Linked DNA regions of Homo sapiens: region 1 is linked to region 2. Evidence: read pairs that join two places in POLR2A ChIA-PET (ENCODE). Cell type or tissue: MCF 10A. All regions are shown on one strand. Links, peaks and the distances in the headings refer to the core of each region. The heading gives the core; the rest is flanking DNA. Region 1 has its middle 31 kb from the start of VCL. Region 2 holds the start of LOC124902454 (a long non-coding RNA gene).

Region 1 (8,327 bases), core at 61-8,060, 79 kb after region 2:
TACAACCTGGCCTGTGTCCATCTTTGTCCCCAAAGCTTCCCTCCTCATCAGCAGCCATGAGAAAGACAGGATTATAAATGCACCAAGGGCTTTAAATGGGACTACAGTAGTAGGATCAGTTTTGCTCTCTGAGTGATGGCATGCCTGTGTCTTCTAGGCTCACTGGGGCAAGTGGTTCTTTACTTGGCTCCAGCACCAGCACCATCTGGAGGGGCAAAAGAACCCACAACGCTTTTTTTTATTTTTTTTTTTTTGAGACGGAGTCTCGCTCTTTCGCCCAGGCCAGAGTGCAGTGGCGTGATCTCGGCTCACTGCAAGCTCCGCCTCCCGGGTTCACGCCATTCTCCTGCCTCAGCCTCCCAAGTAGCTGGGACTACAGGCGCCCACCACCTCGCCCGGCTAATTTTTTGTATTTTTAGTAGAGACGGGGTTTCACCGTGTTAACCAGGATGGTCTCGATCTCCTGACCTCGTGATCCGCCCGCCTCGGCCTCCCAAAGTGCTGGGATTACAGGCATGAGCCACCGCGCCCGGCTTTTTTTTTTTTTTTTTTTTTTTTTTTTTTTGAGACAGAGTCTCACTTTGTTGCCCAGGCTGGAGTGCAGTGACACCATTTGGGCTCATTGCAACCTCCACCTCCCGGGTTCAAGCGATTCTCATGCCTCAGCCTCCCAAGTAGCTGGGATTACAGGCATGTGCCACCACACCTGGCTAATTTTTGTTTTTTGTTTGTTTGTTTTGTTTTGTTTTGCTTTTTTGAGATGGTGTTTCACTCTTGTCGCCCAGGCTGGAGTGCAATGGTGCGATCTTGGCTCACTGCAACCTCCGCCTCCCAGGTTCAAGCGATTCTCCTGCCTCGATCTGCCAAGTAGCTGGGATTACAGGCATGTGCCACCACGCCCTGCTAATTTTGTATTTTTAGTAGAGACAGGGTTTCTCCATGTTGGTCAGGCTGGTCTGGAATTCCCGACCTCAGGCGATCCGCCCGCCTCGGCCTCCCAAAGTGATGGGATTACAGGTGTGAGCCACTGCGCCCAACCAATTTTTGTATTTTTAGTAGAGTTGGGGTTTCGCCATGTTGGCCAGGCTGGTTTCGAATTCCCGACCTCAGGTGATCCGCCCACCTTGGCCTCCCACAATACTCCCAGAGTACTGTGAGCCATCGTGTCCAGCCTTGCAACTCTTAAATATGCTCGTGGGAGCAGAAGCTATGCTCCCTGACAGAAGAACCTGTCCCTCACAATGCAATTGGAGAGAATTTATTGAGTGCTTACTGTGTGCTTGGGATGGTGCATCCAGCAAAACACCTGAGCCTCTTGGAGACCAGGAGAGTGGACTCAGTCCCAAGTGCAGATTCCTTGAGCTAGAGCTTTTAAAGGAGAGGAGAAATCGGATAAATTGCACTGGACAATTCATTCACTCTCTTTCTGGAGGTTTAACCAACCCTAGATTTTATTCTACTGAAATCAGGATAAAACCAGGCATATGTGTATAAAGAGAGGTCTGGAAGCATGATAACAATGATTATCTTTAAGTAGTGGGTTGCAGTTGATATTTTTCTATTTCTTGTACCTCTCAAGGCAGCACATGTAGCTGACGCACACAACCTTTGGAGAGCAACCACCTGGGTTTATTTTTTATTTTTATTTTTTATTGAGATGCAGTCTTGCTCTGTCACCCAGGCTGGAGTACAGTGGCATGATTTCAGCTCACTGCAACCTCCACCTCCTGGGTTCAAGCAACTCTCCCACCTCAGCCTCCTGAGTAGCGGAGATTACAGGCGCCCACGACCCGCCTGGCTAATTTTTTTGTATTTTTAGTAGAGACAGGGTTTCACCATGTTGGCCAGGTTGGTCTTAAACTCCTGACCTCGAGTGATCTGCCCGCCTTGGCCTCCCAAAGTGCTGGGATTACAGGCGTGAGCCACGGCGCCCAGCCTACCACCTGGGTTTAAATCTCAGCTTTGCATGTACTAGCTGTGTGGTCTTGGGCAACTTACTTCACTTGTATGAATTTTAATGTTCTTACCTGTAAATAAGGATGATAATATACTTACTTCATAGGGATATTGAGAAGTTTGAATTAAACTATGCATTTTTTTTTAAGAGTTAGGGTCTGGCTCTGTCACCCAGGCTTGAGTGGTGTGCCCCGTCATAGCTCACTGCAGTCTTGAATTCCTGGGTTCAAGCAATCCTCCTGCTTCATCCTCTTCAGTAGCTGGGACTATAGACATGTGCCACTATGCCTGGCAAATTTTTTCTGCTTTTTGTAGGGATGGGGTCTCACTATGTCGCCCAGACTTGTCTCAACCTTCTAGCCTAAAGCCATCCTCTTGCCTTGGCCTGCCAAAGCTTTGGGATTATAGACATATGCCATGGCCCCTGGCCAAAATGATGCACATTAAGTGCTTTAGTATGGTGTCTGATGCAAAGAAAATGCTTTAAATGGGAATGATTATTATTATATTTTTATATCATTGGGTTGTTTTTCTTTTCTTTTCTTTTTGAGATGGAGTTTTGTTCTTGTTGCTCAGGCTGGAGTGCAATGGAGCAATCTCGGCTCAACGCAACCTCCACCTCTGGGATTCAAGTGATTCTCCTGCCTTGCCTCCCAAGTAGCTGGGATTACGGACATGCGCCATCACGCCCTGCTAATTTTGTATTTTTAGTAGGGACGGGGTTTCTCCATGTTGGTCAGGCTGGTCTCGAACTCCCGAACTCAGGTGATCCGCCGCCTTGGCCTCCTAAAGTGCTGGGATTACAGGCATGAGCCACTGAGCCCAGCCTTTTTTTTTTATTTTTATTTGAGACAGAGTCTCACTCTGTGGCCCAGGCTGGAGTGCAGTGGGACAATCGTGACTCACTGCAACCTCTGCCTCCTGGGTTCAAGCAGTTCTTCCTGCCCCACCCTCCAGAGTAGCTGGGATTATAGGCAACTGCACCACCATGCCCAGCTAATTTTTTTATTTTTAGTAGACACGGGGTTTCACCATGTTGGCCAGGCTAGTCTCGAACTCCTGACCTCAGGTGATCCACCGGCCTCAGCCTCCCAAAGTGCTGGGATTACAGACATGAGCCACTGTGCCCAGCCCCAATAAAGGTTTTTTAAGGAGAAGAAGCACAAGGACGGCACAGAAGGGAAGAGAGTTTGCGGGGGTGGAGGGGCTCAGCCATAGCAGGAGGGGGAGGTGGAATACTGCCCCCTCCCTCCTGGTTCAGACACAAGAAAAATGACCCCAATCGCTGTGTTCTGGGACAGCTCTATTTCTTAGAGAATCCTGGGGCACCCTGGCTACCAGGAGGTTTCTCACCTGGTTCAGGGTGACCCAGCTAGCCCAGCACAAGGCTTGTATCATCTCGTCCAATTCAGAAGTGCTGTGCCTGTGAGTACTGCTCTAAACGCCTCTAAAGGTCAGTCCCTCTTTGGCCCCTGATGCTGGGGATACGTTTTACTTTCAATCAGACATTCACTACCATGACATAATCAAGCTAACTCTAGAAAAGTGCCTTGGGATGTTGGCCTCCCTTCCCTTCCCTGCAGTTGTTCCTTCTCCTTTAAGTGGCTGCTGGCTCTGGCCCTCCCCGCACACACCACAGGTTTTGCCTTTTGTCACACTGAGCATGCCTCCTGCACCCTTGCTGGGGCACAGATTCTCCCATATTTGGGAGTAAGCCGGAGACTCGGCGGCATGTGGGTTTCTGTTTAAAATTCCAAAGCCAGCAGGGCGTATATTATCCATTTCCTCAAATCCAACATGTTGTAAAGCATGAGTCAGAGTCGGATAAGCTTCTTCCCAGGGGAAGTTGTGTCAGTTGGTTAGCGAATGTAATTAAACACAGATAATGTTCACTGGCATTAGCTGCAGATTAATGCAGAAGAAAACAAAATATCCATCTTGATTTTGCAATATTCCTGCCAAGATAACACAACTTCTCCAAGTTTCCCTGATCAGAGAAAGCAGCCTAACTTTCAAGCAATTTGAGGGGCACAGGAAGCCCATTCAATCAACACTCTCCTTCCCACAGAAATGAAGAATGCAGGCCGGGCGCAGTAGCTCATGCCTGTAATCCCAGCACTTTGGGAAGCCGAGGCGGGTGGATCTCCTGAGGTCGGGAGTTCGAGATCAGCCTGACCAATATGGTGAAATCCCATCTCTACTAAAAATACAAAAATTCGCTGGGCTGTGGTGGTACTCAGGAGGCTGAGGTGGGAGAATCGTTTGAACCCAGGAGGCATACGTTTCAGTGAGCCGAGATCGCACCACTACACTCCAGCCTGGGTGACAGAGGGAGACCCCATCTCAAAAAAAAAGAAAAAAGAAATGAGGAATGCAGATTTTAGGACCTTTCACGGGGAAGCACATATATTCAAATTATTCTTAAGGTATTTTTGTGGGGAAGGGGGTTACATGTTAGCTAATATCAATAAGAGTTATTTTATCTGATTTAATTCATCATCATCACCCGGGGCCAGGTGGTGACAGCAGACTTCAGGTATGGAGGGTATTAGGCTTCTTATGCTTTGCATACCAATGGGGCTTTTAGGGGTTCGCTCCAGGACCCAGGAAGGGCTGAGCTCTGGAAGGGCTGAGGGAGCAAAAGGACCAAGAGGGAAGTCAGGGTGGGTCTAGAGGGCACTGGAAACCCATGTGTTCTTTTGCATACCCAAGCCTAGAGAAGCCCTTTCCACAATCATGGAAATCACAAAATAGAATGCCCATACTGGGAAGGGGCCAGGCGTGGTGACTCATACCTGTAATCCCAGCATTTTGGGAGGCCAAGGCAGGCGGGTTGCCTGAGCTCAGGGTTTGAGACCAGCCTGGGCAACATGGTGAAACCCCATCTCTACTAAAAAAAAAAAAAAAAATACAAAAATTAGGCAAGTATGGTGGTGCACGCTTGAATCCCAGCTCCTCGGAGGCTGAGGCAGGAGAATCGCATGAACCTAGGAGGCAGAGGTTGGAGTAAGCCGAGATTGCACCACTACACTCCAGCCTGGGTGAGACTCCGTTTCAAAAATAAAAAGAATGCCCCAATACAGGGAAGGCCGTTGGAGGTCATTTAGTCAACTCCTCTTCAGACACCAGCACACTGAGGCCCAGAGAGGTTAAGTCATTTGCCCAAGTTCACCCTGCAAGGGGAGAGTTGAGACTTAAGTTTTCTCTTTTCATCTTTCTAACAAGCTGCTGCTGGTCACAGTTTCCAAGAGTGACAGGAGCGGACACTCAGGTCGATCCCACTGGCCCACCCTGCAAATACCTACTTGGTCTTGTATTTTCAAATGTAACCTCTCCTCAGGGTATTAAAAGCAATGCTAAATCATACCCAAGGAAGTATACTGTCCTGCCACTCAGGCCTCTTCCAACTTCAATGATATGAACAATCTAAAAATGTGTATTTTCTTAACTCTAGTAAAAAGTGTGCTAAATTCCATATAACTGAGATTCAAAGCTTATTGCTAACTAGAACAGCTTCTGGGGTTAAAGAAAAAGGAATTCGTGAATGTTCTTTTAACTCTCTGAGCATTGCCCTGCCCCCACCACCTTCCACTTGAAGGGAAGTAGCTAGGAATATACCGGATCTTTTTGGTGTTTGGCTGGGTTTTAGTGTTTTCGAGTGCCCCTTCTGATGTAGGTCAAGGCATTTTGTTTATCTTAAATGTGAGATTGTATTCTTTCTGCCCAAATAGGATGGAAAAGACTTTTCCAAATAAGGAAGTTTTGCCAGAGTGTGTGTGGCCCAGTTAGCAACTGTTGCCGCCGTCCTCACTTAGGGGAGTACAGTAGCTCCACTAAGCTGGAAAGCATTTAGGGACTTATTAGCACTTCTGCACAGCCAAACCACTGAGGGGCGGGGGTGCTGCCAGCAAGTGGTTGTGACAACCAGGGACATGAAAAAAATGTGTAGAAAAGACAAAGTTTGGCTTTTGCATACACCCCTACCCTCTCTACCTCCTTCCCAGCCCGAGTTGGCTCTCAACTCAGGATAGAAGGAGGATGCTCTGATTCTCTAGAATTAAGTAAATTTAGGGTAAAATCCCAGCACTACACATACAATCTGCTAAATGGCCTTCAGTAAGTTACTTTTTGAGCCTTTTCCTTTCTTTCTGAGTAAAAATAATAGTGCTTAGCTCATGTAGTTGTTATGAGGAGTAAATAACCTAATCAAAGTAATGCATGTAGCACATTCTAGATTGACCCTAAAATTACTCCTTTCCTATCCTTTTTCAGTACCTTCTCCACTATCAGAACCCCTTAGTTTGTGCTGATTGTACTTAAACAGAGATTAAGAGGAACAGGAAAGCTTGTATTAATTTATGCTCAGAGGCCAGGTGCAGTGGCCCACGCCTGTAATTCCAGCACTTTGGGAGGCTGAGGCGGGCGGATCACCTGAGGTCAAGAGTTCAAGACCAGCCGGGCCAACATGGTGAAACCCCGTCTTTACTAAAAATACAAAAAATTAGCTGGTCGTGGTGGCGGGTGCCTGTAATCCCAGCTACTTGGGAGGCTGAAGCAGGAGAATCACTTGAACCTGGGAGGCGGAGGTTGCAGTGAACCAAGATCAAGCCGTTGCACTCTAGCCTGGGCAACAAGAGTGAAACTCCATCTCAAAAAAAGAAAAAAAAAAAAGAAAAGAAAACTAATTTATGCTTAGGTGTGAGTGACTAAAATAAGACATTTATTGGCCCATCTGCACTTGTAACTGCTGTGAACAGGGATGCTGTTTCAAGTGAAATGGAAAACTTTGTTGCAACATGGAGGGGTAATGGACTAAATGTTTATGTTTCCTCACAATTCATCTGTCAAAGCCCTAACCCCCATTGTGATGGTATTTGGTTGGAGATGAGGCTTTTTGGTGGTAATTAGGTTTAGATGAGGTCATGAAGATAGGGCTCCCATGATGAGATTAGTGTCCTTATAAGAAGAGGAACAGAGAACAGAGCTTGCTCCCTGGCAGTCGCTCCCTCCAGCCCACAACATGTGAGGATACATCGAGAAGGTGGATGTCTGTAAGAGGCAAGGAAGAGAGCCCTCACCGGGGAACTGAATTAGCCAACACCTTGATGGTGGAGTTCCCCACCTCTAGAAGTATGATAAATAAGTTCCTATTGCTTAAGCCACCCAGTCTTTGGTATTGTGTTATGGCAGGCAGCCAGGGACTGCATAGGTCTACGACGAGAGGACATATTGCAGTCTCCTTTCATTTATACCACTGTGCCTAAGTCCATCTACCCCTGAGGCCTACACAGTCACTTACGGTGAGAAGAGGCAAGTGTGCCATAAGAGGCTAAAGGAATCTGGAAACTTGATAAGCAGAATTACTCTTTTTCTTTCTAGACAGAATACTAATAGTCTTATTTTTTAAAACTGTGGAAAAACACATACTCTTTTAGATTGCTAAATTTGGATTGTGATATAGAGAGAAACTTTGACTTTGACAGAAGTTTCTTACCTGAACAGCAAAAGCCTGTTCCCAAGTCCATAGCCAAATGGAACATCAATTAACCCCAGACCAAGTAAATGTTATAAGTAGCCTTGATGTAAAATGGTGCAGCCATTTTTGAAAACAGTCTGACAGTTCTTCAAAAGGTTAAATGTAGAGTTACCATGTAACTCAACAATTCTACTCCTACATATATACCCAAAGGAAATGAAAACATGTCCACACGAAAATTTTCACACAAATGTTTATACCAGCCTTATTAACAATAGCCAAAAAATGGAAACATCCAACTAAATGCCCATCAACTGATGAACAGATAAACAAAATGTGATCCATCCCTACAATGGAATATTATTCAGTCTTTTTTTTTTTCTTTTTGAGATGGAGTCTCACTCTGTTGCCTAGGTGCAATGGTGCGATCTTGGCTCATTGCAACCTCCGCCTCCTGGGTTCAAGTGATTCTCCTGCCTGAGCCTCCTGAGTAGTTGGGATTACAGGCACGTGCCACCATGCCCGGCTAATTTTTGTATTTTTAGTAGAGATGGGGTTTCACCATGTTGGTTAGGCTGGTCTCGAACTCCTGACCTCATGATCTGCCCACTTTGGCCTCCCAAAGTGCTGGGATTACAGGCGTGAGCCACTACGCCTAGCCTTTATTCAGTCTTAAGATGGATGAGTACTGATTACATGCTACAACATGGACAATCCTTGAAAACTTCATGCTAAGTGAAAGAAGTCTGGCACAAAAAGCCACTTAGCATATAATGCCATGTATACGAAATGTCCAGAATAGGTAAATTCAAAGACACAGAAAATAGATTAGTGACTGTAGGGGCTGGGAAGAAAAGGGGAATTATTGCTAATGAGTATGAAATTTCCGTTGCTG
Region 2 (8,327 bases), core at 150-8,149:
TGCTGCTTACTATTAATACTTGTGCGACCTGGGCAAGGTAACTAAGCTCCCTGAGCTTCATGTTCCTCATTGGTAAAATAAAGATGTTGTAACTTTCACTGTAGGGTTGTTATAATAATTTAATGATAGTATTTGTAGGTGAATGGTTCGATGCCTGATGCTAAATAAATGGTACTTGTTATCATTATCATCCTGTATATCATTAGGAACTGACACCTATATATTTTTCCCTTTACATGTCCTTGTATCCATCTCTTCTTTTTTATTTCCCTCCCACCATCCTGGACTAGGCCTTCCTCAGCCTCCCGAGTTTCTGCAGTAGCCCTCCTTCTAACTTTGCTGACCCATTTTATTCATTTTCCTCTTTCTTTTTCTCTTTCTTTCTCTACCTTTTTTTTATTTCCTCCCTCCCTCCCTCCTTTCCTTCCTTTCCTTCCTTTCTTTCCCTTTCTTCCCTTCCTTCCCTCCCTTCCTTCCTTCCCTATCTCTTTTTCTTCCTTTTTAAGAAATATTGGCCAAGTGCAGTGGCTCACACCTGTAATCCCAGCACTTTGAGAGGCCGAGGTGGGTGGATCACCTGAGGTCGGGAGTTCAAGACCAGCCTGACCAACACGGAGAAAACCTATGTCTACTAAAAATACAAAATTAGCCGGGCATGGTAGTGCATGCCTGTAATCCCAGTTACTCAGGAGGCTGAGGCAGGAGAATTGCTTGAACGCGGGAGGCGGAGGTTGCAGTGAGTCGAGATTGCGCCATTGCATTCCAGCTTGGGCAAGAAGAGCAAAACTCCGTCTTAAAAAAAAAAAAAGAAATATTAATGGGACATTGTCTCAGTGCTGGGGATATAGTAGTGAACAAGGCTGGTCGCGGTGGCTCACGCCTGTAATTCCAGCACTTTAGGAGGCTGAGGCAGGTGGATCACCTGAGGTCAGGAGTTCGAGACCACCCTGACCAATATGGTGAAACCCCGTCTCTATTAAAAATACAAAAATTAGCCGGGTATGGTGGCGTGCGCCTGCAGTCTTAGCTATTTGACTGAGACAGGAGAATTGATTGAACCCAGGAGGTGGAGGTTGCAGTGAGCAGAGATCACGCCAGTGCACTCCAGCCTGGGTGACAAAGCAATACTCTGTCTCAAAAAAAAAAAGGAGTGAACAAAAGAGGTGATGTCCCTGCCCTCAGGAAGCCACTTTGGGAGGCACTTGAGGTCCCAGCACTTGAGGTCAGGAGTTTGAGAGCAGCCTTGCCAACATGGTGAAACCCCATCTCTACTAAAGATACGAAAATTAGCAGCTGGGCACAGTGGCTTACGCCTATAATCCCAGCACTTTGGGAGGCCAAGGTGGAAGGATCACGAGGCCAAGAGATCGAGACCATCCTGGCCAACATGGTGAAACCTCATCTCTACTAAAAATACAAAAATTAGCCGGGCATGGTAGCGCATGCCTGTAATCCCAGTTACTTAGGAGGCTGAGGCAGGAGAATCACTTGAACCCGAGAGGCGGAGGTTGCAGTGAGCCGAGATTGCAACAATGCACTCCAGCCTGGGCAACAGAGCCAGACTCCGTCCCAAAAAACAACAACAACAAACACAAACAAACAAACACAAATAATAAATTTCTTCTTTTTTTTTTTTTTGAGACGGAGTCTCACTCTGTCGCCCAGGCTGGAGTGCAGCGGCGTGATCTCGGCTCACTGCAAGCTCTGCCTCCCGGGTTCATGCCATTTTCCTGCCTCAGCCTCCTGAGTAGCTGGGACTGCAGGCGCCCACCACCACGCCCGGCTAATTTTTTTGTATTTTTAGTAGAGATGGGGTTTCACTGTGTTAGCCAGAATGGTCTCTATCTCCTGACCTCTTGATCGCCCCACCTCGGCCTCCCAAAGTGCTGGGATTACAGGCGTGAGCCACTGCGCCCGGCCACAAATAATAAATTTCTTATGTTGAACATAGATTGCTTGAACAACAACAACAATAATGCCATATTTTCTCCCTACTATCTCATTTTAATCATCATAACAACCCTAAGGGTAAGTTTTGGTATTCTCATTTTACAGATGAGATTGCGCTGATTCTCTGAACTCACCCCTTGAAATGGTTGGCACCTAATTATGGGCTTGCTGTTTGCTTTCTTAAAATTTTGGTTTTAACTTCTCATTTAGATCATAGGTCCCTTAAAAGCAGAGCCCTAGTCTTCTCCTCCTTATATCTCCTTCTCCTCATATCTTGTGGCCAAGCACTGTGTGCTATACACAGTGAGTGCTTTTTAACGGGTCTGTCCGTTGGATGGATCCTGTTCTGATATGGGCCGCTTATATTGGTGGTGGTGCCATCTTGAATGCTTTCCACTCTGGGCCCAAGGATGGAGAACCTGGAGATGGTGCGGGCCACAGAAGTGAGGAGGCTAGGTCTCCACCCCAAACGGGCAGTGATTCTGCTTGTCCACTAGAGGCCGCCTTAGACCCAGTTTTAGAGAGCCGGAGAGCTACCAGATTACTCAGCCCACTCCACCCCAGGGGTCATTTCCAGCACCAAGTCTGTCTTAGAACCCAAGGCCCCACAGTCCATTATTGGTGCCTCCAGCTATGGTTTCTTCCAGTAGATCACTAGATCTCAGACATGGAATGAGCTCCAGAATAAAAGTTGCTGATGCCAGCTAGATAACAGGAGTGTTCTGGCAGGTTCCAGGTGCCCCTCAATGAGCCAAATCAACAAATGTATATGGGGCACCCAACTGAGCACCTTCTGTGTACTAGGCAGGGTGCTATACTCTGGGACTAGTTTGGTGAACAAGACCTCCCTTCTCTACTCTCCCAGCTCTTATGATCTAATGAGGTACACAGACAAATCTAAAATCAATGCATTGTGTGATAAACTGCTGACATGATTTCTCCTCCAGGGTTAGTTCTCTCTATGTCTCATTTCACTGTGAATTATCCCATGAGACACCTACTTGCTTTAGGGCAAGGAAGTAAGGCCAGAAGCAGAGAAAAGAAAATCATCCACATTTGGAGAATCACTGCAGAACCCCTCCTTTCAGGAGGTATAAGGATCTCCAGTGTCTTCTGGTAGATCTGAGGGCATCTGGGGCTGGAGTGGGTGCTGGGGACAAGGAAGTACCAGGCCACCTCGACACAGCCTTCCTGCTCTTCCTTCTCCAGGTGGCCTGGGAGCTTTGCTTGGGAAGTGAAGCAGATTCCCCAGACTTTGGGTTGTGATCTGCCTGCTTACTTTCTCACTGATTTATCTTTGCCTCTTTTTGTTTATTTATTTCTTCCTTTTTCTCAGATTATCTGTCAGTCAACATGTTTGTCAAATGAATGTGATATTCAGGGCACTCTTTTTCACTCAGAAGCATGAGGTCAAGGAAGTCACAACAGAGTTGGGGAGATAAGATACAGAGGGATAGAGACAGACTCCCGTGCAGTGCCGCATTTTTCTAAGTGCAAGTTGTGGCTGCCCGTGGCCATTTCCAGGGATAGATCCCTGGGGTCTGAGGGAGTCCGGGAAGGCTTCCTTCCTGGAGGAGCTCTCAGCCTGCCCAGTGGTGAGTTTCTGTGTGCGGGTGTTTTCAGAAAAGACAGAGAAGAGTGAAACATCCCCTCCACCCAGTTGTTCATTCCGCTGTGCCTGGACAAGGGTCTCAGAGGCCCCAGTGCTCCACATTCCTGAGAAGCAGCTTCTGAGTCAGAGCCCCAGAAACAGCTGAGGCGGCTTCAGGCTGGAGTCTTGGCTCTGTTTTCCTCCATTCTGTCCAAAAGCAACTCCCTCCGTAGCTATTTGGATGTGACCAGAAACCCAAGCAGGGCCCTGGGGTGGGAGCCTGGCTCAGCCAAAGTCTATAAAATGGATTTGTTCCCTGCATTCCCTCCAGGGCTGCAGCCGTCAGGTAAAGGTGGGTGCCCAGTGACACCTGTGCCAGAAAGCCCAAGGGGCAGGGGAGACTCACCCTGTGCCTACAAGTTACAGCCCCCAATGCAGCTATTATTGGGTTGCCTCCGGGAAGGGGGTCGTAATTAGGATTTGGCTTAAGTTAAGACAGCAGCATTCCCTGGGCAATCTGCCAGCACCTCCTCACTGCCTGGGCGTGGGGCCCAGGACATGCCAGGGCAATGCCAGAGAGCTGACTCAGGGGGCGGCATTAGGGGAACAGAAAAACCCTTCCCACCCGCCAGCCAAGAGAGGAGATGAAGCTGCCTGGGGGCCCGCTGTGATGGCCCTGCATGCCCAGACCACTAGCAGGCTGTGTATGGGGTCACTTCTCAGGCCACAGAGCCATGAAGCCCCATATTTCCTGGGGCCATCAGCAGAAGGCCAGGGCTCCCCATTCATTCTCTGAGTTCCTTTCTTCCTGCAAAGACCTCTAGCTATGCAGGTCTAGGTTCCCCAAACCCCTTTCTACATTGATGCAGGCCCTGCCATTGCCACTTTCTTAAGACTGTGACCTTGGGCAAGTCACTTACCTGGGTGAGACTTAGATTCCTTATATTTAAGATGCGATGAAGAATATCTGCTTGCCTCATAGGGCTGCAGTAAGGATCAAATGAGATAATGTCTATGAAGGTATCTTGTATATTATAAAGCACATTTATAATAAGGGTATTATTGTTGTCATCATTATTCCTGAGACAGAAATTATAGCCTCTGGCTCCTGAAGCTCAAAGTCCTCCTCTTTGCCTCCTTTATTCTGACAAGTTGCTCTGAAACCCAATGCCATAATCTTAAACCAGTCTTGAGCCTCGGAAGCATTGACACCCGCTCTTCTGCCTGGTGCTATGGTGCCAGCTCCGGGAAGCAACCCCCATCACCCTAGCTCTGTTAAACCGGTTCTTTCTCTTCTAATCAGACTCCTCCAGTCCAGTTTGCCTGCAATGATGACAAAGAAACCTAAAATAGCACAGGCTCTGCAAACACTGCTAGAAACTGAGCTTGGGGCATAAGGTGCTGTCTGTCACCCATGGGCCCGTCTGGGCATCCCAGCCAGGTGCAGCCCTCTGCCCTCCAGGGTCTGGCCTATCTTCCTTTATGCAGCCCCAGGATGACAGTTCCTCCTGTCAGCACTTTGTGTGGCTGAATTGGATGACTACCTAGAAAGCTGGCTTGGCTAGAGGTGCCAGAGGAGGGGGCTTACTGCTCCCTCGACCAGGTCCTCACCCCTGCGCTCTTGGGAACTTCCCTCGTGCCAAGAGGCCAGGTGAGCTGAGCTAATATCACAGGGAACAGCAGCTGCAACTGTGGCCCCAGGGAAGGTTGTGGACTGGGTACCGGAAAACCCTGATTCTGAGGACCCTGTGACGAGCAGGCCCTGGCTTGTCATTGTGACTACAGAACCAGTTTAGTGTGCAGCTGCTGGAGTGCCTGCCTGTGGGCCACTGGGCCTAGCTAGGCTCTGGGATTTCCCATGGGGCCTTCATATGACTTACCCTGGTGGGTGTGGTGGCTGCCAAGGCCTGATTCAAATGAGGAAGCTTGCAGCAGGGAGCCACGGGCATTTCTTGCCGCTCTAGCAGAACACTCATCATTGCCTAGTCCTTCTCTAATTGACCCGATGTTAAGTCGCCATTTGCATGTGGCACGAGTCTCTACCTTTAGAACTTTCTCATCCAGCTCTTTTGTTTTCTTTTCTTTCCTTCTTTCTTTCTCTTTTTCTTTTCTTTTCCTTTCCTTCCCTTCCCTTCCCTCCCCTTCCCTTCCCCTCCCCTCCCCTCCCTTCTCCTCCCCTTCCCTCCCTTCTCCTCCCCTTCCCTTCCCTTCCCTTCCCTTCCCTTTTCTTTGTCTCATCATCTCCCTCTGTCGCCCCAACTGGAATGCAGTGGCGTGATCTTGGCTCACTGCAACCTCCACTTCCCAGGCCCAAGTGATTCTTGTGATTCTCCTCAGCCTCCTGAGGAGCTGGGATTACAGGCACACGCCACCATGCCTGACTAATTTTTTGTATTTTTAGTAGAGACAGGGTTTCACCATGTTGGCCAGGCTGGTCTTGAACTCCTGACCTCAAATGATCCTCCTGCTTTGTCCTCCCAAAGTGCTGGGATTACAGATGTGAGCCACCACGCCTGGCCTCATCCAGCTCTTTCTTTTTTTTTTTTTTTTTTTTGAGACAGAGTCTCACTCTGTTGCCCAGGCTGGAGTGCAGTGGCCTGATGATCTTGGCTCACTGCAATCTCCTTCTCCCAGGCTCAAGCGATTCTCATGCTTCAGCCTCTTGAGTAGCTAGGACTACAGGTGCCTACCACCACACCCAGCTAATATTTGTATTTTTTGGTAAAAGCGGCCAGGCTGGTCTTGAACTCCTGACCTCAGATGATCCACCCACCTCGGGCTCCCAAATTGCTGGGATTACTGGTGTGAGCCACCGCACCTGGCCATCCTCCAGCTTTTTCTAAAACACCTTCTTTAGTACGTGTGTTCCTTTGCTGGGTGGTTACTATAAGAAAGACAGATGAAGTATTAGCTTATGTCAGAATCCCAAACTGATGGTCTGTTGGTCAAATGTAGACCCCAGACCTGATTTTGTTAACATGTACTGTTTTAATTGGGAAAATTTAACATTAAAAAATCCAGGTTTCAGCTGGGCATAGTGGCTCATACCTGCACTTCCAGCACTTTGGGAGGCCGAGGCAGAAATATCGCTTGAGGTGAGGAGTTCAAGACCAGCCTGGGCAACATAGCAAGACCCCACCTCTACCAAAAAAAAAAAAATTAGCCAAGTGCAGTAGTGCGTGCCTATAATTCTAGCTACTTGGGAGGAGCATCCCTTGAGCCAGGAAGTCGAGGCTGCAGTGAGCTGTGATTGTGCCACTACACTCCAGCCTTCGTGACAGAATGAGACCCTGTCTCTAACAAAACCAAAATCAAAACAAAACAAACCCAGATTTCAAATATCTTAACATTTGGTGTCCTTAGGTTGATTTTTCTCAGAAGCAGACCCTGCTACAAGGCTTCAGTACCAAGTAGTTTATTTGGGAGGGGGGTTCAGTACCAAGTAGTTTATTTGGGAGTTAATTCCAGGAAACTGCAGTAAGGGAGTGGGGAAGTGAGACAGAGAAAGAAAGTGGGAGCTGGGTGCAGAGGTTCATGCCTGTAATTCGAGCACTTTGAGAGGCCAAGGCAGGAGGCTCGCTTGAGCCCAGAAGTTTGAGACAAGCTGGGCAACATAGTGAGACCCTGTCTCTACAAAAACATTTAAAAATTAGCTGGGCGTGGTAGCACATGCTTGTAGTTCCAGCTACTTGGGAGGCTGAGGTAGGAGAATTGCTTGAGCCTGGGAGCTGTGATTGCACCACTGCACTCCAGCCTGGGCAACAGAGTGAGAATGTGCCTCAAAAAAAAAAAAAAAAAAAAAAGGCCAAGTGCAGTGGCTCACTCCTGTAATCCCAGCACTTTGGGAGACCAAGGTGGGCAGATCATTTGAGGTCAGGAGTTTGAGAGCAGCCCGGCCAACATGGCAAAACACTGTGTCTACAAAAAATACAAAAATTAGCCAGGCCTGGTGACGGGCACCTGTAATCCCAGCTACTTCGGAGGCTGAGACAGGAGAATCGCTCGAATCTGGGAGACGGAGGTGGCAGCGAGCTGAGATCACGCCACTGCACTCCAGTCTGGATGACAGAGCAAGACTCCGTCTGAAGAAAAAAAAAATTACAGAAAGGAATTGAGACAGTCAATAAGGGTGAGGTTTCAAGGAAGGAGTATATGGGCAGCTGGAGCTTAATTTTCCTGGAGAACTCTGGGAAAAGTGTCCAACATGTATCTCAAAGTTTTCTCACCTGAGAGGCAAGGGCATTAGGGTATTTATCCACCAAACTCATCAGTCACTGGTTGGGCGCTGATGTGGTGTAGGGGAGGAAGGGTAATGGCAGTGGTAACTCCTGGGGAACTTCCAGCCTACTGTGCAGGAGGGAAGAGTGGGCTCCAGAGGCCAGAGGAAGCTGGCACTGACAGGATCTGCTACAATACAGAAGACCTAGCAAAACTGGTCTTCAGCTCCCACGTGGCAATAATCAGTGAAAGCTGAGCAGCAGTTGCTCCTTTAGGAAAGTCAAGAACTGCACTCAGCCTGCTTCCCTCTTTATATTACCTGTACAGCTTCGTGGGTGCTCACGTTCACGACTCCTGGTTTATGTCTGTGTGTAGTCTACTCCACTACAGCTCTGAATCCCACTGTCTCTGTTTCCAATAGTTTGTTTCCTATTCTTCTATGCATTACATGATACAGCTAGCCCAGTGATTCCAAAATATGTTGACTTGCTGGGCACAGTGGCTCATGCCTATAATCCCAGCACTTTGGGAGGCTAATTCGGAGGATTGCTTGAGTCCAGAAGTTCAA

Evidence for each region. Peaks named below come from ENCODE experiments on the same cell type or tissue, not always from the same donor. Only the 100,000 strongest peaks of a DNase experiment are listed, where the experiment ranks them.
Region 1: POLR2A ChIA-PET joins it to region 2 with 11 read pairs; 18 of 35 experiments call an interaction of 5 or more read pairs at or near these places.

What each region holds. Positions count from the first base shown.
Region 1 is chr10:73,962,605-73,970,931 of GRCh38, forward strand. No RefSeq gene overlaps it. Among named protein-coding and RNA genes, the nearest start is that of VCL, 31 kb to the right of the region's middle. RefSeq lists enhancers at 1,495-5,365, 3,387-3,971, 3,972-4,557, 4,558-5,142 and silencers at 3,507-3,801, 5,687-5,981. In MCF 10A, for the core only: no CTCF peak of the experiment used is centred there; DNase peaks (open chromatin) are centred at 2,877, 3,667 and 7,137.
Region 2 is chr10:73,883,806-73,892,132 of GRCh38, forward strand. It overlaps LOC124902454 (a long non-coding RNA gene), which reads right to left and starts at 5,658. Exons shown (of 2, transcript XR_007062196.1): 1 at 5,422-5,658; 2 at 4,657-4,864. RefSeq lists enhancers at 2,340-2,449, 3,381-4,580, 3,744-4,462, 4,609-5,567, 5,024-5,103. In MCF 10A, for the core only: a CTCF peak has its summit at 2,456 (motif pointing right); DNase peaks (open chromatin) are centred at 2,466, 3,766, 4,096, 5,416 and 1 weaker place.